2 separate regions of the Homo sapiens genome follow, and region 2 is linked to region 1. Evidence: chromatin loops called from intact Hi-C (ENCODE). Cell type or tissue: dorsolateral prefrontal cortex. All regions are shown on one strand.

Region 1 (8,000 bases):
AAGAAGTCATTGGGTTAAGGAAGTCCAAATAAAGGGTGTGACAGGAATAATCAATCCTCTGAGTTTTTTCAAAACTTTAATCATGGTTGGGATTTTGGTTTTCTCAAAGGCAGCCCTTGACAAAAAACCATCAAAAATGACAGATTAGGGATCCCTCTGTTGTAATTTTCCATCGTTGCTGCCAATAATGGGCAAGTCTGTCTACTGACCCTCAGGAAGCCTATCAACCTATGTGAGTGTAGATTCCTGAAAATATGTTGTTTTATCAAAACACATCCGAGAGCTTTTCACCTGCTCCATCCAGACCACCTAAATAGACATTGCACATTCCACCATATTCTCTTTCTTCTGGCAAATCCTTCACCTTTATGTGCACCTGAGCCTTACTCATTCTTTACAGTAGTGTTCAAGCTCCATGTCCTTCTCTGCTATTCCTGGCCAAGATCTTTTGATCTCTAGACAACTGCTGTCCAACAGAAATAAAATGTGAACTGCACATGTCATTGTGAAAATTCTAGTAACCACATTATAAAAGTAACAAGAAACAGGTAAAAATAATTTTAAAGACATATTTAACATAATCGAATATAGCCACATTATTATTGTTTCAACATGTAATCAATAGAAGAATTAGTAATGAGATATGAGATATTTACTTTTTTCAGCATCAGCTTTCTGAAAACCAGAGTGTGTGTTAATACAACACATTTCAATTCAGACTAGACACATTTCAAGGGCTGAGTAGCCATGTGTATTGGATAGCGCAACACTGGACCGCATGTTCTGAGGAGGACAGGGTAGTTCCTGGCACACAAGTGGACTCAAATACTTGTTGCTTTCAGCTCTTACTCCTACTTACATTTATCTCTGTTCTGTCAGTTTGAAATGATCACCATGCCCGGTGTTAGTTACCCTCCAAGGCACGCACACATCTCCTCAACTAATTTACAAGCCCTTGGACAGAGACGAAGGAGTGTGCTTTAATTTTCCGCAGAGTACACTGAGATGCTTGTAGTCCCTAAACCTGGAGTTCCATTGCAGGCCTCCTCATCTTGGTGCATGTTGTTACCTGTGCCTGGAATGTTCTTTCCCCTTCTCTTTTGAAAAGTAACACCTGTTTTCAAAAAGCACCCTGTCCCCTACCACCTCTCAATTTGATTTAATGCCCATTTTCTGAATATCTTTTATCAAAATTTATGTTATATACTCACAATTGCTCCTTGGTTTCATTCACTGCCCCATGAGCTGTTTTGTGTGTGCACGTGTGTGTATGTGTTATGTGTATATTCCATGTCTAACTGGTTTTAGATCACTAATACCAAATACTGTCCCTATAAAATGAATGCAGGAATGCTACATAGCATATGCTAAACAAAACGTCAGTTGATCTTTATAACTGTGAAAGAAAATAGGTTTCTGAGCTAAGATACGCTCTGCATTTATCACCTGCAAAATAGGTAAATGGCTAACTGCCCAACATACTGGCTCATTTCCTGGAATAGGAAAGGGAAAGACAGAACTTTAATTCTCCTGACACCCTGCAAGTGAGGGGCTGCTACCCACATTTTACAGATTAGGAAAAAGAGGCTCAGAGAGGTCAGGAGACTTGCTCAAGGCTGCACAGCTAGTGAGTGCCATGAGAGGAATAAGAGTCCATGTCTGTGTGTCCCTGAAGCTGATCTTTGTGCTGAGGTCCCAGTTCCCACAAAGTTCTAGAGCAGAAGCCTTCCGATCGCTTCAAATAAACCCTAGCTCAGGGGTAGTCTCTATACAGATCATGGGAGAGAGCACAATGCATAGCCACAGGTCTTTTCTGTTGCAGTCCCCCCACCAGCAGAGCCTGCCCCCTTCCGCAATCTGTCAACTGTGAACGGTAGTGACAGAAGATGCCTCCTGACTTGTCAACAGAATAGGCTCCTGGGGACCTGGGAATGGATCAGAACAGCAGTAAAGGCCCTGGGTCCACGTCCTGCAGGGGGTCAGGCTGTCAGAGAGCAGGGGTCAACTCCAGCTTTTGAGTGTGAGAAACTGCTTTACTGTGCCCTCCTGTTTCTGCAATGATGCTTTCTCCCTCATTAAGTGCGTCTGCCACTCTCTGTAATGGAGTCTGCCCAAACATTGCCTAATAGCACTGATTAAACTAAGCATGCATATGCCTGGCACCATGGTTGCTGCTATCACAGGAATCCCAGGGCTGCTGAGACCAACTGCAAGACACTGAAGCTGCTAGTAACAAGCCTGATGGCAGCAGGGCACCAGGGTGCAGATCTGAATTTGCAAAGAGGAATTGATTTCCCTTCCAATATCCTGTCTCTCCTTCTAATAAGCAGGTGGATGGACGAAAGCAAAAGAGATGGCAAAGCTGCTCTTAGCTGCACCTGCCATCCTGAGCACTGTGGTGCCTCGCCTTGAAATGGTCATGACCGTGTAGGGAACATGGATGGGTTTCCTCAATCAGTTTCTCTGCCAGCTTAGTCTGAAGTCACATCACGCATAGATTAACACCCTTGGATAAACCTAAAATCTGAGTTTGGATTTTGGTTTGTTTTGTGATAGTCTGTATATCCTGCTATAAAGACACTCAGCATGTAGGAGTCAGAATCAAAACATAAATTAGGAAGATTATTTTTCTTTGTTTCACAACGGCTTTGATGCAGGGTTTCTTTAAATGGTAAGTTTCATTGGTGCATTTAGAATAGAAGTTAGCTTACAAATAAATTTTTAAAGAAAAAAGTCTGGCTGTAAAGCAGCTGCCATTTACAGCATGGTATCTGTGAGGCAGGCGCTGTGAGGAACACATGACACACATGAAGTCTGATGTTCACAGTAACCCTGAAAATTGGATATTAGCATTCCTGTTGTATAAATGAGAAATCCAAGGTTTGAAAGTGCAAAGTTATCAGGCAAATCTGGTGAAGCAGGTTGAATTGTGTCTCCCCAAAAGATATGTTGAAGTCCTAATCCACAGTACCTGTGAATATGACCTTATTTGGCACAGAGTCTTTGAAGATGTAATGAAGTTGAGATGAGGTCATACTGGATCTGGGTGGGCCTAAATCCAATGACTGGTGTCCTTATAAGGAGAGTGAGAAGAGAGATTTGACACAGAGGACAGACACACAGAGATGAAGGCCATATGATGATAGAGGCAGAGACTGGGGGTGATACAGCTGCAAGCCAAGGAATGCCACGGATTGCCAGCAACTCCCAGAAGCTAGGAAGAGGCAAGGAAGGGTCCCTAGAGCCTTCAGAGTGAGCATGGCTCTGCCAATACCTTGATGTCAGACTTCTAGCCTACAGGACTATGACAGAATAAATTTCTGTGGTTCTAAACTGCCCGTTTGTGGTAGTTTGTTTCGGCAGCCCTAGAAAACAAATACGCCTTGTAACACCAGGTTTGCTGATTCTAAGGATACCTCCTCTTCCTCATAGAATTTCAAGGCTGCCTGCTGTGTGGCTGTTGATACTGCAGGCCCTCACTCTTACCAGTAAGATCCGCCTGCTCTTGAGGAAAGCCGGTGAGAAGCAGTAGACAGGGGAATGACACCATCTATCTGAGGTGAGTTTTGCAAGGCATGGCCCTGGATAAAGGGGAATGCATGGGAGATTGTTTAGAAGTGTTGTTATTGTCCAAGGAAAAAGTAGGCGGTTTACGCTCACTGGTGGCAGTGGAGATGAGAAGAAACTGATGACTTTGAGAGGTGCTGAGAAGGCAGAACTGAAGACTGCTAGCACTTCAGATGTGGGGGCGAGGGTGAGGGGCTGGCAGCTGGGATGCTCAGGTTTCTGGCCTGGGTAACTGGGTGGGTGTTTATGCCATCGTGAGAAAGGAAGTTTATCATGATTGATCTAAACCTAATAGACTTCAATTGAAATGCATTGGTGGTAGAATTCTCTATGGAAACAGGCTTTAGAATCAGGCAAAAGTAGATATGTATTGCCTGTAATGCAACACACTAGCTAAGAGACGTCGGGTGAATCATTTAACCCCACAGGTTTCAGTTTCCTTATTTGTTGTTGTTGTTTGAGACAGGGTTTCGCTCTGTCACCCAGGCTGGAGTACAGTGGCATGATCATGGCTCACTGCAGCCTGACCTCCTGAGCTCAAGTGATCTGCCCACCTCAGCCCTCAAGTAGCTGGTACGCGCCACCATGCCTGGTTAATTTGTGTGTGTGTGTATGTGTATGTACATAGTGCATTCACATATATATATATGTAGACACAGGGTTTTTCCATGTTGCCCAGACTCCATGTGGTCCTGAACTCCTTGGCTGAAGCACCTCACCCACCTCGGCCTTCCAAAGTGCTGGGATTACAGGGGTATGCCACTGCACCCGGCCCGTGTTCTCATTCATTAAAAGTGAAGGTAATGATATGAGTTAGTATATGTAAAGAGCATATGGTATGCAAATAATCAGAGGTTAGCTTTTATAAAATATTTTATAAGTAATATGATGCTCTCCTTTGGAGCATTTCAATGATACATCTTACTCATTTTTATTATTGGCCAGGCACAGTGGCTCACATCTGTAATCCCAGCACTTTGAGAGGCCAAGGCAAGAGGATCGCTTGAGCCCAGGAGTTGAGATCAGCGTGGGCAACATGGGGAGACCTCATCTCCACAAAAAAATACAAAAATTAGCCAGGCATGGTGGCATGCACTTGTAGTCCCAGCTACTCAAGAGGCTGAGGTGGAAGGATCACCTGAGCCTGGGAGGTTGAGGCTGCAGTGAGTTGTGATTGCACCACTGCACTCCAGCCTGGGAAACAAAGTGAGACACTGTTTTAAAAAAATCATTATTTTAAAATAAAGTAGAGAGGATCTTGTTTTTATTTCCTCAATTGAATGTGGGAGAAGTGTAGGGAAACTGTGGAATATAGACACTAAGGATCGGTGCAAGCTCCCTTTAATATCTCAAGAAAATAAAAATAATTTTCTAGTTCTGTCTGTTTGTGCAACTATAAGGTATTTTTAGTGCAGAGTTTAGAAAGCCCAGCAGTGTAGAGAGTATATATTTCTTTATTTCCAATAACTCATGGGAACAGCATGTACTGGTAACAAAATAGCACTTTCTCTTGACTAGCAGCTTTTTTTTCCCCTGTCTAAAGGGCTACTAAAACCATTATGTTTTTTTCAATGCAGGACATCTTGTCCTTTCCCTGAGGTTATAGTACTTGGTGCCTTTCATGATTTCAGATGGTAAACTGCTTCCTAAGTGGGACTCTGTTCTTTGTCTAAGACATTTTATCTTTTCTAAAGCACAGTGTTCCCACCATGACAAGTGCTATTTATGTGTACATTATCAGAGCTACACAAACAATAATTCTTACTTTTCTTGAAATATTTAAAACAAAACACTCAGTACAAATTAATAAAGATCAGGTACTTTTAATATTTGTATAACTGGGATCTGTTCTTTCAGCTAAGATACTCATAAATCTAGATGCCATTATTAAAAAGAAGTAACTCGATTTTCTGGACATTTAAAAACACAACCTCAATGATTTATCACATAAAAAGAGAAAATAAAACCTTGAGTTAAGGATCATAACGAAAGAAAGAAGTTGCTAAAATCATGACAGAGAGCTTGCCAAAGCCATGCCTTCTGCAACCTGGTTATTTCCCCTTGTATTTTCTTCAGGTGTCTCAAAATAAAAAGTATTCGAAACTGAATGCACTGTGATTTATCCTTTCTACCTTCCCACCCAGGTCCATCCTTTCTCCCACATTTCCTATCTTGGTTAATGATTCCATTGCCCAACCAGAGGCCTGATATTGTCCCGAACACTTTCATTCTTATTGCCCAGGTCTGACTGGTCATTGCATCCTGGTAGTTCTACCTCCCAATTACTGCTTCAGCTCCTTCCTTCTTTCCACCCCTATGTTTGCTCCCTGGACCAAGTGTTCTTGAACTTCCATCATAGCCCCTTAGAGGTCTTCTAGCCTCTAGTCTTGGAGCTCTCCCATTCATTCTCTACTTCAGTCCATGGGAGCTTTCTAAATTGCCCCATTCTTCCCCAGTGAAGCACTGGCCCCAAGACCTATAGACTGGAGGGTCAGCTCCCTGGAATGGCATGAGAAGCCCATCAGAATGATCTCTTCCTCCTGTGAAGCCTTATATTTAAGTACTCCTTGCCCCAGCCTGCACTTGGTATTCCAGCTGTTCCATGCTGTCTGCAGCCTATCAACAATACCGTGCTGCTCCTCTCTGCCTGGAAATGTTTTTCTCTGTCTTGTCACCCTATAAAATTATTCTTAAACCCGCTGCTAGTTCTGATAGTTCTTCCTCTAGCAAGACTTCTGGGACTTTTCCTTCTCATCCACTGCCATCTCAGCAGCCCTTTTGTATCTTGACCTTCTTTCTATTCCTGTACATTTCTTACTGTATTTTTAATGTTTTAATTCCCACATCTATCTCCTTGGCCACATTGGAAGCTCCTTGGATGTGGAGGCTCTTTCTAAGTCATTGTTGCCTCCTCAGGCCCTAGTGTGGACACACCAGATACCCAACAACTTTTGAAGTAAATTATGATCTCAGTTGTTCATTGCCAACAGTCTGTTACTCCTTATCTTCCACTACTCTACATCCCCCAATATATTTTATTTTGCGATCCCACCAGGCTCTTCTTATCTTTGTCTTATAGATGAGAACACTGAGGCTCAGAGCATGGAAGTCATTCCCAATATCACACTGCTAGTAAGCAACAGAGTCAGGATTCAACCCCAGAGCTGGGTGAAATTGCACAGCCCAGATGCTCCAGTGCTCCTCCCTGCTGCCTTCACAGAATATAAGCAGTAGATTGGGACCAATTTCCTCAAATCGCAAAACATTTCCGTACCTGCATGCCTATGCTCAATCTTTGTTCTCCTCTACCTGTAGAATTCCTACTTCCCCTTTAAGTTCTAGTTCAAATGCTGTTGACTGTTTGAAATACACATTTTTCTTTTTTGAGACAGGGTCTCCCTCTGCAGTGGCGCCATCCATCATTGCTCACTGCAGCCCTCAAATTCCCAGGCTCAAAGTATCCGCCTGCCTCCGACATTTTCTGTTTCTGTCAGCTTGAAATAATAGTTTCCTCTCCTGTGCATCCTACGATATCTTCACACACAGATACACAACCCTGAACCTTCTCTTTCATGGCCTCCACCATATTCTAGCTCATATGATAGTTATTCCTGCAAGAATTTCTTCTTTGTTAAACTGAAGTGCCTTTGGTGCAGAGATCAGGTCTTTTTCATTTTTCTGTGACCATAGCCCCTAATATAGTGTTATGTATATAAAAGTACATAGTACTATTCAGTACATAGTACTGAATGAATAAGTGAATGAGTGCTATATTTCATCAGCCTGTCTCTGTTGGAGAACAGAAGGTTTTATAAATATTCTTGCTCCCTCGGCACTTGGCCTGGTAATTTGAAGATAAGATCTGATCAGGTATTTGGCTAAATTGTATTTATATCTTATACGGTATAGTTATTCTTCATAGCTTGAAAGAAGAAGAGAATAAGAGGGAAAAGCATATGTAATTTGGGTCTTCAGGTCTGAGTCCTTGAACTCCAAAACCAGGAGAAGAAAAAGAGAAAGAGAGGCTCACCCTTGCTCTGGAGACTGTTCTCAACCAGGAGTGGAACACAGCTCCCTTGTGGTGCAGGAGGAAATGTGTGAGTGGGTTGGGTGGGGAGTGGTGGTGGGTTATGGGGAGAAGTGCTGGCATTCACATAAGTGGTCAGAACCCAGCAATACTAACGGCCCTAAAATGCACTGGGTAGTCTCACAAAACACAGAACCGTGCTGTCCAAAATGTCAACAATGCAGATATTAGCTTTTTAAAATTGCTACCACAATAAATAACCACAAACTTAGAGACTTAAACTACACAAACTTATTACTTTAAACTCCTGTAGGTCAGAATCTTACATGGATCTCACTGAGCTAAAAGCAAAGTCTCTGCAGGGCTGATACTTGCCTTCAGGCTCTGGGGGAAAATCCATTTCCTT
Region 2 (8,000 bases), 60 kb after region 1:
TGTTTGTGTATTGATAGAGAAAACGTTGTCATTATTCTTCACATAACTGAAAAGTCACTAAATTAGTGAGGTTCATTGCTTTTTTTCAGATAAATAGACCTCATATTTTCAAACTCTCTTTGTCTGTCTTTTACTCTCCATCTTCTAATATAAGGTTATTTTGCATAATACTTTTCCAAATTCCTCATACCCCATTGGTTAGGCAATCCCTCCTGAGAGGGGAAAGCATCCTAGAGACTACCTGTCAGATGCTATTATAGTTTTCGTACATGTTACTTCCATGGTCATGCTCAAATCCAAATGGAAATTACAGAGAAGAGTATTTAAGTAGTTCTATGTATAGTAGGAAGTGGGTGCTAATAGATTTCCTTAGGTGAAAAAACCTGGATTTCAGAATGCTGAAACAGAGGAAATCAGATACCATCTTCAAGAGTGTTCTTTTGGAAAGTTTATGGGATTATCAATTCTCTTGAAGTAATAAAAATATAACTCTTCATAGCTGTTAATTGAGCTGAACTGAGAATGCTAGGTTCAACATATATTTTGGTATCACTTTAAAATAAAAATATTATGACTTTCTATATAATAACAAATAAAAATCCTGTCTCCTTTGGCACTATTACATCTTTGACAGAAAAGCTGAAAATAGTTGATTAATATTTGGTTTGTAATTCTGATGGTATACCTAAAAAGTGCAGGATAAGTCAAGATAATCTTTAAAGGAATCATGGGGTATTTATCGAAAAGAACCAGTTAATAATGTTACAAGATGCCCATTAGGCACAGGCATGTGAATTAGGTTCTCTGGGAAGTTAAGAAATAGGATATTAAAAAAAAAAAACCACGATATTCAATCCCTATCTTCAAGGTACTAACTTTTAACTTGAAGAGCCTATGCAACGGAAATTCCAGTGTCAGCATCATATGACAAAACAAAAAAGAAGATGACCCCCAAACAATCTTAGCACATATGTATTGTTGACTTTGGCTGGGAAGGACAGGCAGAAGGAGAAATGTCAAAGAGTTTCTAGAGCATTTGGAGGTGCTAGACCCAGGTGAAGCTCGTATGGAAAGACAGATTTTGACTGATGTTGTGAAAGGCTATTTTCTTGTCCTAATAGAATCTGGAAGGTCACCTCTGAAAGTAATGAAATTCTTTCTGCACTGCAATAAGATTGTTCAATTTTTAATTCAAGGAAAATCCCAAAGCAAACAGCACATAAAATATTGGGGCTTGGGGGTGGTAGTGATAAAATTATCATCAACATTTAAAGACCTGTCAATCTAAGCATGCACATGGATCCATTTTAAAATAAATTATATTGTTTTTCAATGACAGATGCCATTTTTATCATGCACATTCCTGCAATTTAATTTACAATAAATCTCCAAATAGCTTAAGGCAATTATTTTAGGTAGTGCTTTATCTAGCAGTCATGTCATTTGCTTTCTTATTCTATTTTTGTTGCACAGATGTGAAGGAGTTTTAATGTATTTCATATTTCTGCTAACAATAAAGAAAAATAAGATGCACCAAAAAAGAATGAGCCCACAGGACATCTGGTACTCTCACCTCATTTAAAAAAAATATTTAATACAGGTGTTTGTATTCCAACCATTCTATCATATTCCATTTAATTTACAGTCAAGGTTCCCCACCAAACCGTCTTAAGCCATAAGCTGTGTCTTTCATCGTCTCATAATGACTTTAACATAGACTCTGTGAAATAAGCAATTTTTGCCATATGACTTTAGGATCGAGTATAACACTAGAAGGGACTCCAAGAAATATCGGGGCTATTACCTTGTGTCCCAGTATAGTTGAATCAGATATGGACATGTCATTTACTGTCTTATTCATAGAATTCTTCTTGAAATCTAATTTCAGGAGAATTTCTAGTAATAATTAATAATAGAAGTCCAGGGCCAGAAGCAAAGAGAGAAAAAAAATTATAGCAAAATTTGCAACTCAAAAAGTTTTTTTCTACATCATACTTCAGGACAGTAGTTAACAAAAAAAGCTTAATTGGACAAACATTTTTTGAGAGTCTACTAGATACTGAGTGCTGTATAAGGTATGTCTCTGTTGATGTGAGCATTTTGCCATACTATTTTTTATTAAAATTTACATTTGTTGGAATGCATTTAACTATTTATATGCCTTTAATTTATAACCTAACTCATGATATAATCTGATTTGTGCTACACTCATAATAATGTCAACACCATTATAATTTTTGCCATAATCTCATAATTTAATTTCCTATATAGTGATATCAATACTGACACATTTGTTCCACCTGGGACAGAATGTTAATGCTTTTGGAGAAGAATTTAAGAGCAAGTCCTTCTGGAAGACTTCTTTTTTGGATAATTCAGAACTACAAAGTTTGGTGGATACAGAATCATGATTAATCTCACACTTGGTTAAGTGCATAGCTGATGTTGCTCAATCAGACTTAATAAGGAATGCTAGGAAGAGAATGATGCTTCTACACAGCAGCATGTGATAACAGCTGTTTTCCAAACATGACACAATAAGAGCAAGTCATTATCTTTGAGAAAGGTGATGCCTTCAAAGATTAAAATTCAATAAATATTTGAAAGACAACTTTGCACAATTTTGATTTGTAAAAGATGAACTGGGGAAATGTCTAAACAACTTGACATGCCTTTTGCCTTTTTTGGAGTGTGGGTAGAGGTTGGGAGGAGACCCTGCTAAAAGCTAACATTATTAATACAAGGTCTGATATTTTACTTCCTTTTCAGTAAAATAATGCCAAGTGTCTTTATGACATTTGTAAACGGAGAACATTCAGCTTATGCCCAATCTAATTACCTCCAGTTGCTTTTAATTCCAATATACCCACATTATGAAGTTCAGGAAAAATTCATTCTTAGTTTAAAAAGGGAAATAAAAAATATTTAAAGTCTTTCAATTTCTGGTTTATGCACAAATTTTGACATATTTAGAAATTCAAACCTCTTTGAAACCAATAAGGCGTATTTCAAACACAAACACCAGTTAGATTAGATACCATTAAAGGGAGACTAATAAGCAAACTACAGTTAAATCCAAAATCCTACACAACCTCAAGCGCCAGTCAAATCTCACCTCTTCCTTGTAGCCTCCCCAACACTCCTTGCCAGAGGAGCTCACGTGCTTCAAAACCTTTCCAGCGCTGGTCTGCACCATCCAAAACCTCTGTCTTATACTGTAGTTATATTTATTCAGTACTGTACATGCCAGTGGGGTAATTTTGTACCCCTAGAGGCATTTTTCAATGTCTTGGGACATATTTGATTGTCCCAACTGGAGAGTGCGTGTGCTACCAGCATCTAGAAGGTGGAGACCAGAGATACCGCTAAAGATCCACAGTGCTCAGGTAATTCCCCCCACAACAAAGAAATGGTGCTCGGGCTGAGAAACCCTGATTATATCCTGCACACTGTACATCTGGTAAGTGGTTAATTTTATATTGCACGTTATAATTACATATAACTCAATCAGTTGTTTTCTCAGTAGCTAAAAGAGTGAATGCCAATCCAAATGTGCCTCCTCCAGAATAAGTAAGTAGTTTAGGTAAGAATTTGGCTCAACATTTTATTTTTATTCTATCTTGGCTTAGGATGACATGCATACAAACTCTGTTGAATGTTTTGATAAAAACTTTCAGAGTTGGAGGTAAACTGTCTTCATAATAAGCTATTTTCCTAGGGCTTCGTTATATACAGCACAGCATTTTTTTACAGCATTTTATTTTATGTGCACATTTATTTTTGCCACTTTTTAAAGGAAATATGTGCAAGAATATAATGAGACGGTATATGAATAAAGATTGCAGCATTAAAAATACATATAAAGGCCACCATGACTGCAATTTTTCATGAGTGAGAATTTGGTGAGAATAGTTTACATGCTCTCCTCAATGTTTCTAAAGACACAACACTGAATGGAAGTAATATGGACCCACAGATCAGCACTCAATGTAGCATATCTTAGAACAGCTTTTTCCTTACTCCCAGGATACACAGCTGCTGCCCATATTCCCCTCTGGGGTACAGTTATGTCAGACTTGAAAGAAAAACCCAATTCCTGCTCTGCCCTGGTCCTTTTATATCCAGACGTATAGAGCATTGGGGAAAAAAAGTATGCTTTCAGTATACAGGCTTCTTATTAACAAGGAATATTTATAAACACTGTGACCTCCTGATTCCTGAAGCAAACTCAGCTCTAGCGAGGCCACATCCTCACTGAAGAATGAAAGCGGAGTCAAGGCCTATGAGCCCTGATCAAGATTTCTGCCTGCAGCTTTATAGTTCCTCAAAAACCAGTCTCCCTGGAGTCACCTCTTTGCGCACAAACATTTCACACAGAACATTGCGTAGGATTATACTTTCTCTCAATAGGTAGTCTTCTTGCTGCAGTAATAACATTCTAATTGCCTGGAAAGGAATATAACTTCAAGAGTATATGCAACCAAAAGGTAAAAGTAAAAGACAAAATCAGGTTCTATAAACTCTAGTTCTATATTTTCGTGTGTGCGAATGTGTATAAGCTTGTGTTATTCTCATTTATGTTGATTTTGTTTGTTCATCTTGTTTTATTTTAATAAGAAAGCAAATAAAATTGCAGTGTGGTTCCAAAGAGCAATCAGAAAGCACAGCACTCCCTGCACAACAGGAAAAGGAACAGAAGAGAAGGTTGTGATTGGCTCCTGGAGACCTCAGCAACCTTCTCCAAACTGAACAGAGTATAAAATGTGATTTTGCTCTCTTCATAATGATTATCAAATTCCTGTTGGCTAATACAATTATTTGGCACTAAATATCCTCTACTTGTCATGCATATGACTCACTTAAAATCATTACAGGATGGCATTATTCACATATGGTTAACATAGCTAAATTCATTTGCAGTTTACCAACTGTTCTATAGAATATTTTTGCACCCTGTAGAATTGATCTATCCCAAGGCATATTCAACGTGATATACACAGCCTTTCTTTTCTTTTACACCAACGGAGGATTTTAGGCTGGCTTTAAAGTTCTAATGAATGCTCCTGGGTACATTTTGTTTTTTCCTTCATGTCAGAAAGATGGTATTTTATTTATCCCTAGGTAGTACATGTTAGATCATCATACTGTCAGAGACCTCTGTGAAGTCAATCCCAGATTTATTGCTTGTTCCCATTTCCTTCAAGCACCTACAACATTTGGGCTGAAACTTCGTCATGATTAAAGAAGCAAAGATTGTATCACCTTATTTATCAGGAAAGAAAAGAAAGCAGTTCTGTGTCTGTGGGCTCTACCATTCCTAGGTTCTTCCTATCAAGCAAATCTGCTGGCATTTAATGCTATGGCCTCAGTTTAAGTTGACATACATATTAGACATTTTTATGTGGATAAAACCAAAGAAGAGGGGGATCTGTATACAGTGATATTTTGATCATCACCCATGAAACAAAAAAAGAATATTTTAGATATAATCCAAATTTTTGAAAAGTGGCCTTAAATAACTTACATCACATTAAGCCGGTGATCATTTTGCATTAGAGTTTTAATTCTCCCCACTATCTTCCCTAACTCATTTTTCCCCATAGCATTTTGCACTCTCCTACACACTACATCATTTAGTTATTTATTTTGTACTGTCTTCCCTCCCCTACAAGAAGGGAAGCTCCAAGCAGGCAGGGATTTTGGCCAGTTTTGTTCCCTGCAGGAGCTCAGACACTTAGAACAATGACTAGCATGTGGCAGACACTCGTACCTGTTTGTTGGATGAATGAATATGACATCTTCCACTCTTTCTCCAATTATTTTTTAGGCATTCAAGTAATTTTGCTATAAATCCTTTTCCAGAAGAAAGAACTTTTTAAAATTAATTTATCTTAAGTGTGGAAAAGAAGACTCTGAAAAAATATCCTATAGTAATTTACCTTACATCCCTCTCAGCAAAGGTCTGATCAGTTTTACATTTATTTAAAAACATGGTTATTTACTTTTGAAAATCAGAAACTACAAATCGAGATCATTTCTATCTCTTTCTCAGAGGGGAAAGGGGCTACTTCCAGTCTTTGTGGTATATCCCTAAAAGTTCATTAAAGTGAAAGAAAGCAGGTTAACCCTGAGGACCTAAACAGCTCTGGGAGGTCAGTGTTATCAGCCCTTTTCAAGTGAAATGGCTGAGGCTCACAGGCTTCCACTGCTTGCCAGGTAAGGAAGTGGGGACTGGGAGTGGGATTAGGTGTGTCGGCTGTGGAGGCCATGACCTTTCTGATCCGTAGTCAGACACATTATCCATGGCACAACTGGCCTTTACCCAAGGCTGTGCCCTTTCTAAGAGCAGCAGTTCCACTCCAGGACCAAGGCGTACAGTTCCTCTATCTCTTGGGTATTTAAGGTTTTCAGAAAGGCAGATGGTCTCACTTGAGTTGCTTCGTATGACTGGCATTTTTAATGAATTAGTGACAGAAAAAAAAAAAAAAACTTGACTCACTCCCAGCTGGATAACTTCACAAATGCCAAGCTGAAAGGAATGATATCTCATAAATTCAGGCAAATGGGCATTAAGGGGACTAAGCTGGCTGTTCTTTTAATATACCGAGTATTAGCATTTTCCAGGGCTTCAGGTCGGTAATGCAGTTTCAGCTCAGGAGACTACACCTTTCATTAAAACTCTTTTATTCTTTCTGCTTTGCTATAATGAAAAAATCTTAACCTGTCACACCTGTAGTGATTATAGAAGGGTCTCAACTCTGGTGGGGAGAGAAGCTCAGAACAGGCATGTATAATTTTCAAAGACCACATAACTGCTTCAAAAAAAATGACAGCTGTCACCAACATTTTACATCCAAAAACAAGTTTAATTGTTCAGACTGGTGTTTTAAAAAGCTCCAGTTATTGGAAGGCTCCTCAATTTTTGTATAGCCAGAGACTCAAATAACTCTAGGCTAGAAGGTTTTATTTACTGATGAGAGAGGGCATATTCAATATCAAAAAATTGTCATTTTTATTTGTTTGCATTGAGGCTGAGACTAAAAAGCCAAGCAGCACACCAAAAGGAGAAAATTTACTGTATGCAAATTAAAAGCTAAAATAATTGCCTGCCATGAAAAGAAAAGTGAAGCACAGGAGCCTGAGGTAGGCCATATTTGACTTACTCATCTTTAGAACAATCTTAATGCCCATCGTTTCACCTTCCACATAGTAAATAGTAAATGTCTGGTGCATGAATAAGAATAAGAGGAACTGAATAGACATTTCTCAAAATAAGATATACTAATGGCCAGCAAATATATGAAAAAATGCTCCACATCACTGATCAGGGAAACGCAGATCAAAACCACAAGGAAGTATCATTTCACCCCAGTTAGGATGGCTATTATCAAAAAGACAAAAAATAACAAATGCTGGTAGTGACTCTTATACACTGTTAGTAGGAATGTTAACCAGTACGGCCGCTATGGAAAATAGTATGGAGGTTCCTCCAAAAACTACAAATAGGACCACTGTATGATCCAGCAATCCCACTATTGGGCATTTATCCAAAAGAAAGGAAAGAAGTGTATTGAAGAGATATCTGCACTCCATATTTATTGCAGCACTATTCACAACAATGAAGATATGCACTAAACCTAGGTGTCCAATAACAGGTGAATGGATAAAGAAAATGTGTTGTACATACAAAATGGAATACTATTCAGCCATAAAAAGAATGGAATCCTGTCATCCACAGCAATGTGGATGGAACTTGAGGATAAGTGAAATAAGCCAGGAGCAGAAAGTTAAACAGCACATGTTCTCACGCATATGTAGAAGCTAAGAAAAAAAGGGGGTGATCTCATAGAAGTAAAAAGAAGAAAAGAGGATACAAGAGGCTGGATAGGGAAGGAGGAAGGGAGGGCTAGAGAGAGATTTATTAAAGGATATAAAATTAGAGCTAGAGACCTGGAATAAGTTCTAGTGCTCTATCTCAACTATAGAATGCCTATAGTTAA

What was found. Hi-C counts contacts between places; a loop is a spot of excess contacts. Peaks named below come from ENCODE experiments on the same cell type or tissue, not always from the same donor. Only the 100,000 strongest peaks of a DNase experiment are listed, where the experiment ranks them.
Region 2: it touches region 1 in a loop (3-fold over the local background); 4 of 110 quality-filtered maps call a loop at or near these places.

What each region holds. Positions count from the first base shown.
Region 1 is chr9:19,661,618-19,669,617 of GRCh38, forward strand. All of the region lies in intron 2 of SLC24A2 (solute carrier family 24 member 2), which reads right to left. Among named protein-coding and RNA genes, the nearest start is that of SLC24A2, 120 kb to the right of the region's middle. RefSeq lists an enhancer at 3,677-3,946. In dorsolateral prefrontal cortex, no CTCF peak of the experiment used is centred here; no DNase peak of the experiment used is centred here; H3K27ac peaks cover 7,584 bases.
Region 2 is chr9:19,721,829-19,729,828 of GRCh38, forward strand. All of the region lies in intron 2 of SLC24A2 (solute carrier family 24 member 2), which reads right to left. Among named protein-coding and RNA genes, the nearest start is that of SLC24A2, 63 kb to the right of the region's middle. In dorsolateral prefrontal cortex, no CTCF peak of the experiment used is centred here; no DNase peak of the experiment used is centred here; H3K27ac peaks cover 4,899 bases.